Regions from separate parts of the Homo sapiens genome. Here region 1 is linked to region 2. Evidence: read pairs that join two places in POLR2A ChIA-PET (ENCODE). Cell type or tissue: PC-9. All regions are shown on one strand. Each heading gives the region's core, and the rest is flanking DNA. Links, peaks and the distances in the headings are about the cores only.

Region 1 (8,337 bases), core at 309-8,308, 150 kb after region 2:
AGAGGCTGGGGAGGTACCGGAGGGGAAGCTTTGAGATACTTCTGTGCCTGTGCTCTGTTCCTCTTTAGTCTCATCACCTTGCACTATGACCTTAGGCAAGACAGGTCATAAGACAGCCCCCACCACCCAGGCCCCTTTGAGAGGGTCTTGCCGCATACCCTGGAGGAAGGAACACTGCACAGAGAGGCCAAGAAGAATCTACACAGATGGGTCTTGGTGGGTTTCTCTATTCAGTCTATTAGCGTTTTGTGCAATCCTGTTTCTACATGTGAAGGGGTGGCCTGCCCCTCCACACCTGTGGGTATTTCTCATCAGGTGGGACGAGAGACTGAGAAAAGAAATAAGACACCGAGACAAAGTATGGAGAAAGAACAGTGGGCCCAGGAGACCGGCGCTCAGCATACGGAGGACCTGCTCTGGCACTGGTCTCTGAGTTCCCTCAGTATTTATTGATTACTATTTTCACTATCTCAGCAAGAAGAATGCGATAGGAGAGCGGGCTGATAGTGAGGAGAAGGTCAGCAAGAAAACATGTGAGCAAAGGAATCTGAGTCACAAATAAGTTCAAGGGAAGGTACTATGCCTGGATGTGCACACAGGCCAGATTTATGCTTCTCTCCACCCAAACATCTCAGTGGAGAAAAGAATAACAAAGCAGCATTGCTGCCAACATGTCTCGCCTCCCGCCACGGCGCGGTTTTTCTCCTGTCTCAGAATTGAACAAATGTATAATCGGGTTTTATACCGAGACGTTCAGTTTCAGGGGCAGGCAGGAGACAGAGGCCTTCCTCTTATCTCAACTTCAAGAGGCCTTCCTCTTTTACTAATCCTCCTCAGCACAGACCCCTCGCGGGTGTCGGGCTGGGGGACGGTCAGGTCTTTCCCATCCCACGAGGCCATATCTCAGGCTGTCACATGGGGAGAAACCTTGGACAATACCAGGCTTTCCAGGGCAGAGGTCCCTGCGGCTTTCCGCAGTGTATTGTGCCCCTGGTTTATCGAGAATGGAGAATGGCGATGACTTTTACCAAGCATACTGCCTGTAAACATTTTGTTAACAAGGCACATCCTGCACAGCCCTAGATCCCTTAAACCTTGATTCCATACAACACATGTTTCTGTGAGCTCAAGGTTGGGGCAAAGTTACAGATTAACAGCATCTCAGGGCAAAGCAATTGTTCAGGGTACAGGTCAAAATGGAGTTTCTTATGTCTCCCTTTTCTACATGGACACAATAACAGTCTGATCTCTCTTTTCCCTACATACACGGCCATGTACACTTCGTTGAACCTAAGCATAAAAATGGACAGTTTCCTCTGTATCTGTGGCTCTTCATTCTGAAGGCTCCCATGTCACAAAAAAACTATGATCAAATAAATGTATATGCTTTTTCTCCTATTAAAAAAAATACAGACATATTCAGGGTTAGGCATAGTGGCTCATGCCTGAAATCCTAGCACTTTGGAAGGCTAAGGTGGAAGGATCCCTTGAGCTCAGGGGTATGAGACCAGCCTAGGAAACAAAGTGAGACCCCATCTTGTTAAAAAATAATAACAGGCTGGGTGTGGTGGCTCACGTCTGTAATTGCAGCACTTTAGGAGGCCGAGACCAGTGGATTACTTGAGGTCAGGAGTTTGAGACCAGCCTGACCAACATGGTGAAACCCCATCTCTACTAAAAATACAAAAATTAGTGGGGCATGGTGGCAGGTGCCTGTAATCCCAGCTACTCGGGAGGCTGAGGCACAAGAATTGTTTGAACCTGGGAGGCAGAGGTTGTAGTGAGCTGACATCACAGCATTGCACTCCAGCCTGGGTGACAGAGCAAGACTCTGTCTCAAAAAATAATAATAATAATGCAAAATACAAACGTGTACAAAATAAAAAGCCAGCCCCCCACCAACACCCAACCTCATTCATTGACCACCTAACATCTGTGGGCTCTGTGTCCCCTGTCCTTCTCTGAGGATTCAGTGGGAAACAAGGTGGTTCCTGCCTGCATGGGGCATGGGAGGGGCAGACAACCATTGAGTAGATAAATAAACAAAGTGATTTCAGAGAGAGAAGTGGAAGCGGTAAAAACAATCATTTTATGAACAGTGACAGGGTATCTCTTTGGATGAGGTGGTCAAGGAAGGAACAAAGATCTGAATGGTGAGAAGGAGGTTGTCAGGTTAAGATCAAGGAAAGTACTCCAGGTGAGGAACCGGAAAGAAGGGTGTGGGGCCTCAGCCTGCTTACTGAACAAGGGCAGTAGCCTTGGGGCAGGGAGAGAAGGGCTTCCCCACCCCATCTCACTCCCCAGGGATTGCTGAGGTGACAGTTTTGGTTATGCTATGACACAGTTTTCTAGCAGCACACAAACATGTATCTAATTTTCTTTCTTTCCTCTCTTTCTTTCTTTCTCTTCCTCCTTCCCTCCTTTCTTTCTTTTTTTTTCATTCTTTCTCTCTGTCTCCCTCCCTCTTTTCTCTCTCTCCTTTCTTTCTCTCCCTCCCTCCCTCTTCTCTCTCTCTCTTTCTCTCTCTCTCTCCTTCCTTCCTTTCTCCCTCCCTCCTCCCTTCCCTTCCCTTTCTTTCTTTCCTTTCTTCTTCCCTCCCTCCCTTCCTCCCTTCCTTCCTCCCTCCCTCCCTCCCTCTCTCTCTCCCTCCCTCTCTCTCTGTCTCTTTCTCTCTTTCTTCCATTTTTGAGACGGAGTTTCACTCTTGTTGCCCAGGCTGGAGTGCAATGGTGCCATCTCAGCTCACTGCAACCTCCACCTCCTGGGTTCCAGCGATTCTTCTGCCTCAGCCTCCCGAGTAGCTGGGATTACAGGTGCCTGCCACCACGCCCAGATAATTTGTGTATTTTAGTAGAGACAGGATTTCATCATGTTGGCCAGGCTGGTCTTGAACTCCTGACCTCAGGTGATCCACCTGCCTCAGCCTCCCGAAGTGCTGGGATTACAGGCATGAGCCACCGAGCCTGGCCCTTTTTTTTTTTTTTTTTTTTTGTGAGACAGAGTCTTACTCTGTCACCCAGGCTGGAGTGCAGTGATGCGATCTGGGGTCACTGCAACCTCTGCCTTCCAGGTTCAAGCAATTCTCCTGCCTCAGCCTCCTGAGTAGCTGGGATTACAGGTGTGCGCCACTGTGCCCGGGTAATTTTTTGTATTTTTAGTAGAGACGAGGTTTCGCCGTGTAGCCAGACTGGTCTAGAACTCCTGACCTCAACTGATCCACCCACCTTGGCCTCCCAAAGTGCCGGGATTATAGGCATGAGCCACTGTGCCTGGCCTAATTTTCTTCCTTTCAACTCTTAAAAACAAAAAAACAAAACTTTCTCCTATGTTCCAAGTTGGTCTGTTCACTGGGTTCAGGCCTGGGAAGAAACACAAAGTGCAGAGTCACAGACTTTGGACCTGCAAGAGAGAGCCCGACTCACTTGCAAAACTGGTTTTGTGTTATAAGCATGAAGCAGAAGTGGGGGTGGGAAGGGCAACTGGGAGACCAGAGGTTCAACTGCATTTCACAGAATCCAAGAATGTCTGATACTGTCTACTTTTCAGGGTCACCGAAAACCTAACCCCTTAGGTTCTGATCCCAGCTCTGCCATCTGTCTGTCTGTGAGCTCTCCATTCAATTGTTTTTCTCTCTGAGCCTCAGTATCCCAATATGCAAAATGTGAATTTTCCCAAAGTGAACATACCCATGCAACCAGCACCCAGACCAAGAAAAAGAACAATTTCCAGAACCCTCCACAGCCTGTCCACTTCCAGTTACTTACTACCCAAAAGGGTAACTATCTTGACTTCAAACTGCATAGTTAAACTTTATTTGTTTTTGAACTGTATATAAACAGAATAATATAGCATGTATTTTTTATGCCTTGCTTCTTTTGCTCAAAATTGTGTTTGATACATCTGTGTTGCTATGTGTAGTTGTAGTTAATCCATTCTCACACCTTTAATATTCTATTATATAAATAGACCACATTTTACTGTTGATGAACATTTGGGTTATCTCCAATTTTGTTTATTACACTTCTTTTTTCTTTTTTTTGGAGACAGAGTCTCGCTCTGTTGCCTAGGTTGGAGTGCAGTGGCGCCATCTTGGCTCACTGCAACCTCCCACCTCCCAGGTTCAAGCAATTCTCCTGCCTCAGCCTCTCAAGTAGCTGGGATCACAGGTGCCTGCCACCACGCCCGGATAATTTGTGTATTTTAGTAGAGATGGGATTTCATCATGTTGGCCAGGCTGGTCTTGAACTCCTAAGCTCAGGTGATCCACCCACCTCAGCCTCCCAAAGTGCTGAGATTACAGGCATGAGCCACCATGCCCGGCCTTATTACATATATTATAAAATGCTGCTATGAATGCTGTTGAACATGTGTCTTATGAACATAGGTAATGTTGGGTAAATACTGTTGGGTAATACCTAGGTGTGGAATCACAGGGTCATAAGGTATGCATATGTTCAGCTTTGGTAAATAGGGCCAGACATTTCTTTTTCTTTTTTTTTTTTTTTTGCAGACAGGATCTCCCTCTGTAGCCCAGGCCGGAGTGCAGGCCAAACATGGCTCACTGCAGCATCCACCTCCTGGACTCAGGCAATCCTCCTGCCTCAGCCTCCCAAGTAGCGGGAACCACAGACATGTGTCACCACGCCCCGCTAATTTTATTTTTGTTTTTATTTTTTAGTATAGACATGGTCTCACTATGTTGCCCAGGCTGGAGCTAGACATTTTGTTTTCTTTCTTTCTTTCTTTCTTTCTTTTTTTTTTGTTCTTGTGGAGCCAGGCATTTTGAAAGGGTGTACCAGTCATATCTGAGAGTTCCAGTTGTTCTGCATTCTCAACACTTGACATTGTCCCATTGTCCTTTTAGTATTAGGCATTTTCTTTTTCGAGTCTCCCTCTGTTGCCCAGGCTGGAACGCAGTGGCACGATCTCAGCTAACTACAACCTCCGCCTTCTGGGTTCAAGCAATTCTCCTGCCTCAACCTCCCGAGTAGCTGGGATTACAAGCGCACACCACCACACCTGACTATTTTTGTGTGTGTGTGTTTTTAGTAGAGACGGGGTTTCACCATGTTGGCCAGGCTGGTCTCAAACTCCTGACCTCGTGATCCGCCCACCTCGGCCTCCCAACGTGCTGGGATTACAGGCATGAGCCACCGCACCCAGCCAGTATTAGGCATTTTTGTGGATGTATTGTGGTATCTCATTGCGGTTTTAACTTGAATTTTCTCCACTAATGAAGATAACACCTTTTCATATATGTATTGGTTAAGTTTTCATTTTTTATTTACATAGCCACACATGAATATATCCTTGTTACATATAATACATGAATAGAAATAATACATATAAAGCTAAAGTCCCTCTAAAACGAATCCCTTCACTAGTTTTATTTTTAATTGAAAAACATTTTTTTTGTAGCAATGGGGTCGTGCTTTGTTGCCCAGGCTGGTCTTGAACTCCTGGTTTCAAGCAATCCTGCCACCTCGGCCTCCTAAAGTGCTGGGATTACAGGTGTGAGCCACCATGCCCAGCCCCTTCCCGAGTTTTGAGCACTGGGCTTGGAGTTAAGAGACCTGAATTCCAGCCTTGGTCTGCCACTGACTAGATTGCTGTCTAATTTTGGACAGGTCACCTCTCTGGGTCTGTCTCCCCATCTATAAAATCAGAGTGTTTAACTAGATAGTCTCTAAGGATCTTTTTTCTTTAATATTCTGACCACTGTTTCTGTGATCCCAAGAACCTCCATTAGGTAAAAATGGCCATTTGCCTTACTATCCATTCTCTCCATCTTCCTTAGTAACTGAACTCCCGAGTTTTAGTTGAGCATATGGCTGGCCCACTAGACTATTTCCAGCCTCCCTTACAACTGGGCATGACCATGTGACTAATTTGAGACAAGGGTGTGTAGACAGAAATGATGTGTGCAACTTTTGGGTCATGACTTTATAAAGAAGGGTCATGCCCTCCATTTGCTCTTCTCTTCCTGCTGGCTGGAAAGAGGACCTGATGATGGGAACTGGCCCAGCCATTTTTTTGTTTTGTTTTGGTTTTGAGATAGGGTCTCACGCTGTTTCCCATGCTAGAGTGCAGGGGCGCAATCACCACTCACTGCATCCTTGACCTCCTGGGCTCGCTCCTGCCTCAGCCTCCTGAGTAACTGGGACTACAGGCATGCACGACCACACCCAGATAATTCTGTATTTTTTGTACAGACGTGGTTTCCTCATGTTGCCTAAGCTAGTCTCAAACTCCTGGACTTGAGTGATCCACCCATCTCAGCCTCCCAAAGTGTTGGGATTACAGGTGTGAGCCACTGTGCCCAGCACCAGCCATCTTTGTTCATGAGATGGAGGCCAAGATGTGTTGATGATGACAGAACAAGGCAAGAGCTGAGACCCCTCACAACATATTGCTGACATATCAGCCCTGGATTGCTTAGAAGTAAATTTTCATCTCAAGCTATCATTATTTTGGCTTTTGTTATATCCACTGAACCTGAATCCTGATTAATACAGAGTGACTGGAGAATGACTTTTTTTTTTTTTTTTTTTTGAGACAGAGTCTGACTCTCTGTTGCCCAGGATGGGGTGCAGTGGCATGATCTCGGCTCACTGCAACCTCTGCGTCCTGTGTTCTAGTGATTCCTCTGCCTCAGCCTCCCAAGCAGGTGGGACTACAGGCGCCTGCCACCATGCCCGGCTAATTTTTTGTAGTTTTAGTCTAGATGGGGTTTTGCCACGTTGGCCAGGCTGGTCTTGAACTCCTGACCTCAAGTGATCCGCCTGCCTTGGTCTCCCAAAGTGCTGGGATTACAGGTGTGAGCCACCACGCCCAGCTCCAAGAGTGACTTTAGATTGGGTGTTGGGTCAGGTTTCTCAGAGGAAGGGATGCTTTGAGCTGAGATCTTAACAAGAGAGACAGCCATATAGATTTAGGGGAAAAGCATTCCAAGCCAAGGAGGCCACTGGTGCAAAAGCTCAGTCCAAGACAGCGTTCTGTGTAATGAGGCCTACCTGGTCAATTGTGGCGCCATCTCCCATCCCATTGTTTACAGTGACTGAGCCAAGAGTGGACCATGTGGCCTGAACAGGCCCAATCAGAGACCTCCAGAGATTTGCTATGTGAGTGATGGGACAGGAAGGCTCTTTCTCTGGGATTACAAATCTTAACGACTATTTAAGCCTAGAATTATTGAGGATCATGTTGCTGGCAAGTGGCAAAAACCCACCTGAGTATAAAGCTGGGGCAAACACAGACGAGAGTTAGAAAGGGACAGAGACCTCCATGGGGTTTGACCCTGGGCCCAACCACACCTGTCCTTATCTCAATCCAGTTATGAAAACCAATCATGTCCTTCTTTGCTATTGAACTGGATTTCCATCACTTGCAACCAAGTAGGTGCCTGGTCTCCTTGGTCTCCCCGTATAACTGGGGCTAATTGCAGATGGTCCCCGAACTGTGATCATTCAATTCACAATTTTTGACTTTACAACAGTATGAAACAAGACATTCAGTAGAAACTGTACTTCAAATATTGAATTTTTATTCAAAATTCTTTACAACTTTATTACAATATAGATTTTGTGTTGGATAGTTTTGCCCACTGTAGGCTAATGTAAGTGTTCTGAGCATGTTTAAGGCAGGCTAGGCTAAGCTATGATGTTTGGTAGGTTAGGTATATTAAATACATTTTTGACTTATGATCATATTTTCAACTTATGATCATATTTTCAACTTATGATGGGTTTATCAGGATGCAAACCCATCACATAAATGGAGGGGTGTCTATAAAACATTGTTAGACCTATAATTTTGCTGTTGATTATTGGGAGGTGGTATGGCACAGTGGTTAGGGGCAGAGGCCTTGGAGTTGGACTACATGGGTTCAAATCCCAGCTTGGCTGTTTTCTGTGCAGTTCTAATCCAGTTCTGCCACAAACTTGTTGAGTGGCCTTAGGTGAGTCACATAAGCACTCTAGATATAGCTTCCTTATTGCAAAATGTCTCAAGCTAAGTTTAGTATTCTCCCTCCACCCCGACCCTGCTTCTGTTCCTCTTCCAGGCTGCCCCATCTCAGTAAATGGCCCATCAGCCACCCAGAAGGTCAAGCCAGATTCATCCTTCACATCGAATCTACCTTCTAAACACATCCACAATCCATTCCCCTTTCTCCATCCCCACTGTCCCCGCTCCAGTCCATGCCATCAAGACTTTTCATTTGCACTTTGCCGCAGAGCTGTTAAAATACTTTTACAAACTACAAATTTGATTGAGTCACTCTGAAAAGGTGAATGTGGCCCTTGACCTCTGCATGGTTTGGTCCTGGTCTGTCTCTCT
Region 2 (8,337 bases), core at 279-8,278:
AAACACTGAAATTGTCACATAAATCATACTAAAGCACAGTTAGCGGACTGGAAGTGCGTCAAGGCTACAAAAGGATCCTGTAAGAGGAGCATGAAAGGGTGCATCATGTGATTACATTATTCCAGGATGTGGCTTACCCAACAACAAAAGGTATCACAGAAATGGAGTAAAGTAGCTGGGAGATCCACTCCCCATTGGACTTAGGCCCTGTTATCATTACATAACTAAAAGACCTTTTCAGTTTGTTTGTTTGACATATCAAATTTGAGTTGTCCTATTAGAACCAGGCAAATAAAAGCTTTTGTAAAGGCCTTTGGAAGAATGTAGTTGTACACTTGATCTTCTTTGTACAGAAGGGTGGGAGTGGGCAAGAGAAATAGGAGCTTCTATGTTATTTGCCACCAGAACAGGATATGTAAAGCTCAGAAACCCATCCTGCTTAGCTGCTTCCCAGCAAGCCATCCGGAGAAATGGGGCTGGAGAAAGCGGTTAGTCTAGTGTTATGGAGCCTTCTATCAGAAGCAGATGTTATGGATTCACCTAACTAAAGAATGTTAGTGTCATCATTTAATAACATAAGCCTCAGTTTCCACATCTGTAAAATAAAGGAGTTGGATTTGATGATACTTTTTTTTTTCTTTTGAGTTGGAGTTTCGCTCTTGTTGCCCAGGCTGAAGTGCAATAGTGTGATCTCGGCTCATTGCAACCTCTGCCTCCTGGGTTCAAGTGATTCTCCTGCCTTAGCCTCCCTAGTATCTGGGATTACAGGCATGTGCCACCACGACCGGCTGATTTTATATTTTTAGTAGAGATGGCGTTTCTCCATGTTGGTCAGGCTGGTCTTGAACTCCTGACCTCAGGTGATCCGCCCGCCATGGCCTCCCAAAGTGCTGGGATTATAGGCGTGATCCACTGCGCCTGACTGATAATTTAATTTTTTAAATAGGAAATATATTCATATGGTTTGTAATTCAAAAAGTACACAAGGATATTCAGTGAAAAGTATTTCATTTACTCCTACCCACTTCTGACCAGCTCTCCTTAGGGACCACGGTCCTATTTTGCCTCCCAGGCTCAACCAACAACTTTGTTGTTTCCCCCCAACTCCCCTGCAGATAGTATAGGTGTATAAAAATAACATGAACATACTCTGTTTCCTTTTTAAGTTTTTTACAAATTATAGCATACAGTATATTCTGCTTTTATTTCATTTCATAATACGTCTTACAGATCATTCTATATCAATATATATGATCGTTCTCATTCTTATTCTGCTAAGTATTCCATTGTATGAAAATATGATAACTCATTTAATCAGTGCCCTATCAATGAACATTTAGGTTGTATTTTTAATATTTTGCTATTACAAACACTCCTGTTATAAGTAACTTTGTACATACACATTTCACATATGTGCCAGTTTATCTGTAGAATGAATATTTAGAAGTGGGATTACTGTGTTAAAGAATGTGGGCAGACTGATGACTGTTCTAGTTTTGATCTTCTATGAGACTTTAACTGAAAATGATTAGTGGAAAAGAAAAAGTATCATTTTCTTGGTAATATCTTAATTTTTATCTCTTACTATTCAGAACTAAGTCTTAAGTAAGAGCCAAGAATAGGTAATCTCTCCAAAATTATGTTGAATTGCAGACTTCACTAAAGTCACCTGCATCATGGTCTTGTAGATTTTTCTATTGCTTTTCAGTATAATACTATTCAAGCTATTTGCAAGGTGAATATTATAAACTCAGAACAAAAGGAGACTGTCTCCCAACTATGTTTACTAGCATTTACCAAGTAGAGGATTCAGAAGATTTGCTCTTTATTACAATTTATGTAGGGAGTGAAGATGGAAAGATGAAACAAAGAGAGCCTAACAAATATCTGCCTCTGTCTGTGTTTTACTGTCTTCCCAAATTTTTGGATGGTTATGAGGTGTGTGATAACTTTACAAAGTGTATGATACCATAACAATTACTAATCTTTTGGGGATTTGTTTGTTTGTTCGTTTGTTTGAGAGACAGAGTCTTGGTCTGTCGCCCAGGCTGGAGTGCGGTGGCGCGATCTCAGCTCACTGCAGCCTCAACCTCCCTGGCTCAGGCTATCCTCCTGCCTCAGCCTACCAAAGTAGTACAAAAGTAGATCCTATGGCCTCAGCCTATAGCTGAGACTACAGGCATGCATCTCCACGCCTGGCTACTTTTCTTGATTTTTTGAGGAGACAAGGCCTCACTATGTTGCCCGGGCTGGTCTTGAACTCCTGGACTCAAGAGATCCTTCCACCTCAGCCTCCCAAAGTTCTGGGATTATAGGCATGAGCCACTGTACCCTGCCTGTTTTGTTTTTAATTAATACATAATAATTGTACATATTTATGGGGTACAGTGTGATATTTTAATACGTATATAAATTGCATAATGATCAAACGATGGTGTTTAGCGTATACATCACCTCAAACATTTATCATTTCTTTATGGTAAGAACATTCAGAATTCTCTCTTCTAGATATTTTGAAATAGCCACAATAACATTGTTTACTATAGTCACTAGTCTTTTGGGGAAGCTAGGGACCATAAAGCAGATCAGAATTGTATCAGCCCCTCATGCTTTCTTGACTATAACCTACTAACTTTTCTTTTCTCCCCATCTCACCTCCCTCATTCTCTTTCTAGGTACAATAAGCCATTTGTGAAATTTTCCCTGTTCAATAGCAAGTTTAAGCCAGAGCCTCCATCCTTTCCATCTCTGAATTCCCTATAGCCTCTGGGGCAGAGGGTACTTCATAATACTTGTTGAGTTGAATTGAGGTAGATGTCAAAGTGATCTGACCTCACTTTGCTCCCCTCTCAAGTGCCATATCCTTCCTTTTCCCTGCTCAGCCTTGACACACCTATCAAGCCATCCCTTTGCATGCTTAATTTGGTTCAGGAAAGGACAAGAGACCAAGTAAATTATCTTGAAGAGGAGTCTGTGTCTGCCTATGTTTAAGTAAATGCGCACACACACCTATCTTTCTGGCTCCTGCTGCCATTCTTTGTGTTGCGCTTAAAAATTGGGGGCCGGGTACGGTGGCTTACACCTGTAATCCGAGCATTTTGGGAGACTGAGGCAGAAGAATCACTTAAGGGCTGGAGTTCAAGACCAGCCTGGGCAACATAGGGAGACCCCTTCTCTACAAAAAGTTTTAAAATTAGCTGAGCATAATGGTATGTACCTATGTTCCCAGCTACTCTGGAGGCTGAGGTGGGAGGATCACTTGAGCCCAGGAGGTGTAGGCCGCAGTGAGCTGTAATCATGCTACTGCACTCCAGCCGGGACAACAGAATATGATCTTGTCTCAAAAAAAAAAAAAATGGGGAAATTATTTATTTAGTTATGCATTAGTGGTAGCTGTGGAGTTAGGCACACCTGGTAGGAACAGCATTGGAATGTATAATTCAAAATACACATGTATCTTTTTATTCACATGAATTCCATTTTATGTGTATGAAATCATCAAGATCAAAGTGAATATTAGATGAATATGAACTCTAGCTTATTGGACATTTAGAAGATAGAGTTTGATTAGTGTTGATTTTTTTTTATTTTAGATTTTAAAAACTTGTCTATGGGCCATACGTTAAGTACTCATAGTATCTCTGTGGAAGAGTTCTGATAAACTCTGGGATAGGCGATAGCCAGGCCCACATGTGGACTATAACTCCTGTAAAGTTACAGATAACAGAATTATATGGTCTAACATGCAGCTCACTTAGGCAGTCCTACCTTTCCAAATGTTTTCTTCAATGCCATATTCCCAGGGAAAATTGCTGCTGGGTAGTTGAAACTAGGTGCCTCACTGGACTTCTTCCTATTATTTGGGCAACTTGTAAAAGCTTACAAACTTTCTAGAAAGTAGCCCTGAAAACAGTTCCTTCGTTATGTTTTTAGCAATACCACAGAATACATGGTTCTATGTTATAGCTTAGAATTGCTACTACTCTTACAAAATTGGAACATAGAAAAGATGGACAAAAACCTAGTATAATGTATCATTATTTCCATTTCAAGATGGCGTTTTGAACTCATCTCTTTTCCTTCCCAAAATCCTAGTGAAATTATCATAGGAATATGAAGAAGCATTATTTATAGTCAGAAAACAGGGAGAAAGAAGCCAGAAACTTTAAAACATTTCAAAGAAAATGTGATACAGATGGGAATCAAATTGAAAAAAATGACTGACCACCTGATTCAACATAGATAAAGGCCATCTCTGTCGGTAAATTTAAATGGGTTAGATTCATTTGCACACCCCTGCAAGCTCCCAAATCAAGAACAGCAGAGATGGCCAGGCACGGTGGCTTACACTGGTAATCTCAGCACTTTGGGAGGCTAAGGCGTGTGGATCACCTGAGGTCAGGAGTTTGAGACCAGCCTGGCCAACATGGTGAAACCCCATCTCTACTAAAAATTAAAAAAAAAAAAAAAAAACTAGTCAGGTGTGGTGGCGGGCACCCATAATCCCAGCCACTTGGTAGGCTGAGGCAGGACAATCACTTGAACCCAGGAGGTGGAGGTTGCAGTGAGCCGAGATCGCACCACTGCACTCCAGCCTGGGTGACGAGAGTGAAACTCTGTCTCAAAAAAAAAAGAACAGCAGACATAAGGAAGAAGTGTTAGCTATGGGGTAGTTGGTGGACAAATCAAGGATTTGAGGAATTGCACTTATACCATATATAGAGAGAACAGTAGATTGAGAAGTAAAAATGAGTATTTATCAAGAACTTCCTGTGTTTAGACACTGTGCTTAAGTAAGTGTTTAAGTGTATACTGTCAAGAGGTAGTTGCTATAAACATCCTTAGTTTAGAGGAAACTAACTTACCCTCTTAACCACTGTGCTGTGGCCTCAGTGAACTCCTGCTAATAATTCTTTAAAACAATCCTATGAAATAGGTTAGTTTTATTTTCCCAATTTTAGAGCTGAGGCAAGAAGATATTAAGTAATTTGCCAAAGGGCCCACAACCAGTAGGTACAGTTTTACCGGTTAGAGAATGAGTAGATCTCCTTGTGTATTTGAATAGCTGCCATAATAAAGAAAGGGGAAATATCTTTTCTACCCACAGCTTCCTCCTTGTGTTTTTTTGTTTTTGGTGGGCTATTCAGGATCTCAGATCGAATCCCAATCTCAGAAAGACAGTTGACAAACCCTGGAGAGGTCAGCTGGGAACAAATGTAAAAGTCTCAGCAAAACGGTGTACTTCCTGTTTGAGGTCTGTCTTTCTGGTAGTTCAATCCCTGTATTTCACAACTAGTCTACAAAAATAAAACTACAAAAATATTTAATTTCCCCTCCCTCTGGGATTTAGAGATTTTACTTACACAGTGCGTTAGAAAACCTCTCTCAAATCCCAAAGACGAGTGATTTGGTATTAAATTCAGTGTTAACCCCCAAGTTCTTTGATTATTAGGTGGTGGTCTGTGCAAATTTTATGTGAGACTGGGCTAACTCTGTGACCTTTTTGGAATTTCAAAATAAACAAATGCATTATTTTAGTTCCTGGTTGAATCTTGGCTTTCTTTTCTTTATTACTGATACATAATAATTGCACATATTTATGGGCACAATAATTAATAATTGCACAATGTATAATGATCAAATCAGGGTATTTAGGATATCCATCACCTTCAGCATTTATCATTTCTTTGTATTGGGAACATTTCAAATCTTCTAATTATTTTGAAATATACAGTGTATTGTTGTTGACTATAGTCACCCTTCTGTGCTGTCAAACACTAGAACTTACTCCTTCTATCTAAGCATCTATTTGTTCTGTTAACCCATCTGTCTTCAATCCCACCCTCACCCCACCTTGAGTACACACATATACACCCTTCCCAGCCTCTGGTGACTGTTCTACTCTCTACCTCCGTAGGATCAACTTTTTTGGCTCCCACTTATGACTGAGAACATGCAATATTTGTCTTTTTGTTTGACTTTTTTTTTTTATTTTTTGAGACTGAGTCTTGCTCTGTCACCCAGGCTGGAGTACAGTGGCGTGATCTTGGCTCACTGCAACCTCTGCCTCCCGGGTTCCTGAGTAGCTGGGATTATAGGCACCTACCGCTACGTCCAGCTAATTTTTGTATTTTTAGTAGAGATGGGGTTTCACCATGTTGGCCAGGCTGGTCTCAAACTCCTGACCTCAAGTGATCCACCCACCTCAGCCTCCCAAAGTGCTGGGATTACAGGCATGAACCACCGCTCCTGGCCATCATTTTTTTTTTTTTTTTTTTTTTTTTTTTAGCTCTCACTTGTTGAACATCCAGTTCTTAGATTCTGTGTACTAAGTATCTATGTTGTACATCTCTGTAATTCAGAACTGTGGTTCTCAAGCTTTAGCATGCATAAGAATTGTCCATGGAACTTGATAAGCACCTAAATTTTGAGGCCCTACTCCCTAAGAGGTGATTCAGTGGTGTGGCATAGGGTCCATAATTTTTATTTTTACCCAAACTTCCCTGATGATTCTGATCCAGGTGGTCCTTGGACCACACTTTGAGAAGCACTTGAGTTAGGAAAGTAATTAACATTTATTGTTTACTATATATGTTATTAACATGGCAGTCTCTTCAATATGTATTTTTACATTTGATATTCATACTGTTGTGAGATTTTTATCCCAGTTTTACGTGTACTTATTATCCTTACAAAGTTTTTGTAACTTGTTACGAGTTTTAAGGATGGCAGTGCCCCTTAGGATAACAAATAAAGCATGATAAATAGACTACATTAACAGTAAAAACTTCTGTTCGTTCATCTAAAGACACAATAAAAGAAATGAAAAGGGAAGCCACAGACTGGGAGAAGATATTTGCAATGTGTGTGATGATAGAAGACTCATCCAGAATATGTAAAGAACCTTTGCAAATCAGTAAGAAAAAGACCTCACAGAAAAATAAGCCACAAACTTGAACAAATAGTTAACAAAAGAAAGGATATCCAAAAGCCAATACATGTATGAAAAAGTTTCCACTTCAATAGTCATTAGGAAGATGCAAATTAAAGTTCAATTTATACCCACCAGAATGGCTAAAATTAAGTAGACTGACTCTAATAAGTGCTGAGAAGAATGTGACCAATCTTGGGGAGGGAAAGTATTTGCAAATGTTCACAGCAGTGTTATTAAAAACCCTGAAAACAGTTTAGATGCCAAGAGCAGAAATGAAAAGTTAAGTTGCATATTGATTCAAAGGAAACTATAGAGCAATGAAAAATAACAAACTGCTGCTACACACAATATGGATGAACCTCCCAAAAATTATGTTGAGCAAAGGACCCAGACACAATAGTACATTCTTTCTGCTTCCATTTATATAAATTTCAAAATCACAGAAGACTGTGTATGATTTTAGAAGTCAGGAGAGAAGATCCCCCCGGAGAGGAGGAGGAAGCATGACTGGGAGAGGCAGGAGGGGAGCTCCTGGAGTACTGGCAATAGTTACTGTTCTGGGTAACAATTAAATAAAATATACTTACTTTATGGGGGAAAAAAGACGGCAATGCCCTGCAACAGTGAGCAGCCTGACTCTGAGAACAGAGTGGGCTCTTGCCCTTGCTGTTTCTGCTTTGGCAAGGTGCCTCTCAGAGCAGATGATTGTTTAAGATTGGTTCTGGAAAGTAATATGAACAGTATGTTCTGGAATGTGTTTAATCAATGTTAAAGCCACTGAAATGTTAGAATGGCTAAAGTATATCAATCATTATTCAGAATGCGTTTCATTTTTTTGTTTTGTTTTGTTTTGAGACAGTCTTGCTGTGTCGCCCAGGCTAGCGTGCAGTGGCGCAATCTCGGCTCACTGCAACCTCTGCCTCCCAAGTTCAAGCAATTCTCGTGCCTCAGCTTCCTGAGTTGCTGGAATTACAGGTGCACGCCACCAAACCTGGCTAGTTTTTGTATTTTTAGTAGAGACAGCGTTTTGCCATGTTGGCCAGGCTGGTCTCAGACTCCTGGCCTCAAGTGATCTGCCCGTCTTGGCCTCCCAAAGTGCTGGGATTACAGGTGTGAGCCACTGCGCCCAGCCCTATTATTCAGAGTGCATTTCGACAAGTCAAGTGTGCATTTGTTTCTCACTGAAACTATTCTTTTTTTGTTGTTTTTTGTTTGTTTGTTTTTTTGAGATGGAGTCTCACTCTGTCGCCCAGGTTGGAGTGCAGTGGTGCGATCTCGGCTCACTGCAAGCTCCACCTCCCGGGTTCACGCCATTCTCCTGCCTCAACCTCCCGAGTAGCTGGGACTACAGGTGCCTGCCACCACGCCCGGCTAATTTTTGTATTTTTAGTAGAGACAGGGTT

What was found. Peaks named below come from ENCODE experiments on the same cell type or tissue, not always from the same donor. Only the 100,000 strongest peaks of a DNase experiment are listed, where the experiment ranks them.
Region 1: POLR2A ChIA-PET joins it to region 2 with 29 read pairs; 5 of 35 experiments call an interaction of 5 or more read pairs at or near these places.

The regions. Positions count from the first base shown.
Region 1 is chr9:113,378,791-113,387,127 of GRCh38, forward strand. It overlaps ALAD (aminolevulinate dehydratase), which reads right to left. Exons shown (of 12, transcript NM_000031.6): 12 at 7,522-8,337. Among named protein-coding and RNA genes, the nearest start is that of HDHD3, 6.0 kb to the left of the region's middle. RefSeq lists an enhancer at 2,303-2,362. In PC-9, for the core only: no CTCF peak of the experiment used is centred there; DNase peaks (open chromatin) are centred at 2,281, 3,421 and 4,391; H3K27ac peaks cover 2,754 bases.
Region 2 is chr9:113,228,222-113,236,558 of GRCh38, forward strand. All of the region lies in intron 1 of SLC31A1 (solute carrier family 31 member 1), which reads left to right. It overlaps LOC107987119 (a long non-coding RNA gene), which reads right to left. Exons shown (of 3, transcript XR_007061737.1): 3 at 6,557-8,337. Among named protein-coding and RNA genes, the nearest start is that of SLC31A1, 11 kb to the left of the region's middle. In PC-9, for the core only: no CTCF peak of the experiment used is centred there; a DNase peak (open chromatin) is centred at 5,010; H3K27ac peaks cover 1,082 bases.